Linked DNA regions of Homo sapiens: region 1 is linked to region 2. Evidence: read pairs that join two places in POLR2A ChIA-PET (ENCODE). Cell type or tissue: A673. All regions are shown on one strand.

Region 1 (2,500 bases), 52 kb after region 2:
GCTAGGGAAAGTGACATACCTCCAGCTGCTTACTAGCTTCTTCATTTCTCATTATCAGAGACAACTTAGTGCGCAGACTCCGAAAGTGCATGTCAATCAGCATATGTGCTCGCTTTGAGGTGACTTCATTGATGGACTAAATGATTTAAATTAACAACATTATTATCAAGGCAATTGCCCCAGATGAATTAAACTAAAAATAAACAACTCAAAAATGCTCACCAAAATGACAAGCTGATAATTTTCTGGATCATAAGTTACAGAAAAGGCACCAACTGCCTTTTTAAAATCCTTATGTGCCGCCTCTTTGGCACACCTAGAAATTTAAAAAAAAAAATTAAGATGAATAATTACCAACTACTGACATAAATAAATGCAGGCAGATTTACACATACAAGAATCATGGATTCATATTAAATTTGATTTATGCAAAATATGCTATATCCATTTAGAAGCTTAGCTCCTTTTCTGTACATTTCTGAAATACAGCTTAGATTACCAAAAGAGACATATTCAGGGGAACCACTCTACACTACAGGTTTCCTGATTTCAGTTACATACAAGTCAGTAGTTTTCTTAAGTCAACTATTGAAAACTTTTGGAGATAGCTACCTACAGGGTATCTGATTTCTTTCTTCTTCTCTTGTTGCAGGCCTTTTTTTTTCCTTTTTTTTTAATTTTTAGTTTTGTGGGTACATAGTAGGTATATATATTTATGGGGCATATGAGATGTTTTGATACAGGCATGCAATATGAAATAAGCACATCACGGAGAATGGGGTAAGAAACTGCTAAACGATTTGAGGGAGAGAAGGAAACGTACATGAACCAGAAGGCACAAAAATTTACACACATACACAATCTCTAGAAAAGGGAGGATTTCTATGTATTCTGAACTGCAATTTAATGTTCAACAACATGTCCAAATCAAACGTACTGTATTCACTTAATAAAATCTGTAAAAAATAAAAATGCGTCTCTTCTATAGTCTTTAAGCATTATTCCAGATCAAGGATTGTAAGATGAGATGACTTTTTAAAGCTTCTTTGGCTCTACTTATTACACATTTATCTGAAAACATTTTAGGTAAAAGAGAAAAAAACGGAGAAATCGTTTATAGTTTGTGACTTATGACAGAATTATCACATTTGTTTGATCAGTTTTTAAATCTTAGAATGAACAAAGTTAGTTTAGAAAACAAATGTACATTATGTACATCAGACACGTGTATAGCCAAGTAAGTTTAAACAAGCGCAAGGCTGCCTTGATTCTATAAGTAGGAAAAGTTAAATAAGTTTTTTCTCCATTGCTCTTGCAAACCAAACCATTTTTGCCAAAGTCCACCAAATTTAAAATCAATTTCTAGTAGTTTAAAAAATTTTAAACTACTAGAAATTCTTCTAAACTAATTGCATATCACTTCCAAGTTCTCAGCATTTCTTGTGTATCAACTTACATTTGCCGTAAGTCTTCTGGCACATCCAGCTTGATCTTATGGAAAGTATCTTTTGTGGCAGGTTTGTTGGGATTAACAGATCTTAGACGTTCAATTGTGACAATTTCATTGTAAGTTGCATCACATGCTGCATATTCTATCACATAAAACTGAGAAATAAATAAAAGTCACTTCTAATCACAATTTTTAAAGTAAGAATAAGAAGTTCTCCCTATTCAGTTATTTTAAAATAAATAATCTATGTGAAAAAATTTATGACCAACAGAAACATACTGAACACATAGTGAAAACATTTTAATTAAATTACTCAAAATTAGATATTACTTCAAAATAGAAATCCACACGGGAATGTACAACCTGGGTTTAAAAAAAGGAAACAATATAAGAAAAAAATTTAAATAGGCATTTTCCTACCTCACCCTTTATCATCCTCACTTTAGCTAACCACCAACAGCAAGGCTCTTTTTCATTTGCTCTGGAATACACCTACACAAAAATTACAACACAGAATATTTCATGATTAACATAATTTTGAAATCTACAGATTTTCAGATATCGAGGAAATTTTCTTAAAATGCCCCTAGGTGTCTTTAAAAACCACATGTCATATATCCTCAACCAAATTGTAACCCTGTCTATGTACCCCGAGGTAGGCAGAGATACATAATCAGAAACTACCTGAGATTGCTTTGAAGCTCCTTGTAAAAATCAGTTTTCCTATATTTCTGTTCTAATTCAGCAATAATTAGTGCTCTGAAAATAGACGCCCATAAATACAAGCACACTTTCCTTGGGTACTCAGCAAGTTACAAAAAATGTATCTAAAAATGTATAAGCTTATTTTTGCTTTATCCTAGTAAGCAAAAATTGACTGAAAGTTACTGACCATGCCCTACTGTCTTGTTGCTTGGTCACTAAAGTAAGACCACTGAACATTCAGCCCACTAAGGATACCACTCTGGCAGTCATATCTCCTGGAACTAAATGGACAGATCCTTGGTCACTTTCTGGTCTCCTGCTTCCTCTCCACTAAAAATGACAACT
Region 2 (2,500 bases):
ACAAGGGAGGTTAGTCTATTTTGTGGCGGGAAGTGAGGAAGGGAAGGCTTTTGTTAGGGGAAGTTGGGGAGGGAAAGTCTTTTATAAGTGAGTTTAGGCAGGAAAGACTTCCTGCGGCCAGGCGAGAGAGGGCAGGACTTTGTAAGGACTGCTGAGGATAGGGCCATAAAGGCCTTTGGGAGGAGAGAGGACAGGAAGGGGCAGGAAGGCCTATGGTTGGTGCCGGTGTGTTGCCACACCCCGCCCCCCTCTCCCTCCCCCTCCCCCTCCCCCAGCATTTCCCTGCCTGGCCTGAGCCAGCACTCACCGGAGCACAGGTAGTAGGACAGGTAGTAGCACACGAACAGCAGGATCCAAATGGAGAGCATGAGCATCCCAAAGGGTTTGCTGACCCGCATCTTTAGAGATTCCCGCCATCCTGGCTGAGGCCTGTCAGCCATGGCGGCCTCGTATCCAGGATGGCTGCTCTCGGGATTCGACTCAGTTGCCGCCAACTCATAAGTTGCCAGCTCTAAGTGAGCCACACGCATGGCACGGTGACTTCTCCTATTCCTCCCCTTCGCTTTCCTCCTATGTGAAGACATGGCTCCGGGTGCCGCCTCGCTGAGACGCTGCCTCACAGCCCAACGGTCCGGCAGTCCGTGGCCCAGAAGCTTCCGGGGCAGTCCGTGGCCCAGAAGCTTCCGGGGCAGTCCGTGGCCCAGAAGCTTCCGGGGCAGTCCGTGGCCCAGAAGCTTCCGGGGCAGTCCGTGACTCAGAAGCCAATAGGGCAGTGGCCCTCGCGTGGCATGTGCCAACTCTCGCGAGACCTGAAACTGATTCCTTCACGATGACGTCTTCTGCTTCATTCCACAGGCCCAGACCCTTATAACCACGTGGCCAGTGGTTGGTGCACCCCCACACTCCCACTCAAAGCCTGGCATATAGGTGCTTGCTAAATGCTTGTGGAACAAGTGAACGGGGCTTCAGGCCTGCACCAGTGGCATGACTGCTTGCCATAGATCAACAAAAAGGAATAACTCGGATTCTGACTCCAACCTTAGCCGTTAATTCCTCCTCATTCCCAGAGTGCACACTGTAGTGTATGGTCACTACAGTTCGTCATTACAGCACTCACGACAGCAGCTGCTAGCCAAATGTGGCTATTTAAATGCAAATTTCAATTACTTAAAATTAAATGAAATTAAGAAAACAGTTCCTCAATCACAGTAGCCACATTAACAAGTGCTCAATAGTCGCATGTGGCTTATGGCTGCCATCCTGGACACTGGCAATATGGATTTTTTTTTTCTTTGTTTCTTTTTTTTTTTTTTTTTTTTTTTTTTGAGACGGTGTCTTGCTGTCTCCCAGGCTGGAGTGCAGTGGCGCGATCTCGGCTCACTGCAAGCTCCGCCTCCCAGGTTCACGCCATTCTCCTGCCTCAGCTTCTGGAATAGCTGGGATTACAGGCGCACACCACCACGCCTGGCCAGTTTTTGTATTTTTAGTAGAGATAAGGTTTCACCATGTTGGCCAGGCTGGTCTCGAACCCCTGACCTCTGGTGATGTGCCCACCTCGGCCTCCCAAAGTGCTGGGATTACAGGTGTGAGTCACCGTGTCTGGCTGGAGCATTTTCATCATGGCAAAAAGTCGTTTTGGGCAGTATTGGATTTGAAGAGTGACTAGTGAATATCGTAGATATTCAATAGATTGTTACACTTTAGTAGAAGCTTTACGTGTTAGACAAAATGCTATTTGCCTTATGAAACCTTAAAACTGAGTTACAAATAAATAAAACAATACGATAACATGAGAACAAATAATGTGTGACGAACACTGAAAAGTGACTAAAATCATTTACGTTTTACTGCTAAAATTACCACCCATGAACTGGGTGGCTCTAAGTAAATGCCTTCCTCCCACTAGGCCTTGGTGCCTCATGTGTAAAATGGAAGGGTTGGACATTGTTTCTAGACCCCCTTTTGGCTCTAAAATCTGACCCTTGGGCAAAATCCCATTATCTTCCTTGGTTTGGGCACACCAGCAAAAGGACTGTGTAGGTACTGCTTCCATAACTGTTAGCTTACCACATTCTAGTTTACAAAGGATATGAAAACCACCCCAACTGCATTTCCATCCTTATTCATAATTATATTATACGTACTTTCCGTTTCTACTACTTTTATTCTATTCTTATTTCCAGTGTTCCTAAGCATCCCACAGAGGAAGGGAGAAGCAAGGCTTCCTATTCCAATAATTCTTGAAACGTAGCACACTCCACCCATCCCTGCCCCATGCCCAAGAGCCATTTATAATGCTGTTTAGTTTATCAAAGAGTCTAACAGGAAAAGAACCCACTTTCCTTCTATATTTTTTTAAATTCTTTTTTTGGCTTCAGCTTTTCCAAAACGAATTTGATGAGAGGATTCTTATCACACAAAACATTTATTAATAGCTTCTGAAACTACTGCTTTCAACTGTGAGGAGCTGTGAAGTATCTGAGATTTTACTCTTCTTTCA

Evidence for each region. ChIA-PET counts read pairs that join two places held together with the same protein. Peaks named below come from ENCODE experiments on the same cell type or tissue, not always from the same donor. Only the 100,000 strongest peaks of a DNase experiment are listed, where the experiment ranks them.
Region 1: POLR2A ChIA-PET joins it to region 2 with 16 read pairs; 3 of 35 experiments call an interaction of 5 or more read pairs at or near these places.

Annotation. Positions count from the first base shown.
Region 1 is chrX:147,927,764-147,930,263 of GRCh38, reverse strand. FMR1 (fragile X messenger ribonucleoprotein 1) reads right to left here. Exons shown (of 17, transcript NM_002024.6): 4 at 1,871-1,942; 5 at 1,457-1,605; 6 at 223-316; 7 at 20-136. Among named protein-coding and RNA genes, the nearest start is that of FMR1, 17 kb to the right of the region's middle. In A673, no CTCF peak of the experiment used is centred here; no DNase peak of the experiment used is centred here.
Region 2 is chrX:147,979,487-147,981,986 of GRCh38, reverse strand. FMR1NB (FMR1 neighbor) reads right to left here and starts at 650. Exons shown (of 6, transcript NM_152578.3): 1 at 308-650. The coding sequence starts at 584. In A673, no CTCF peak of the experiment used is centred here; no DNase peak of the experiment used is centred here.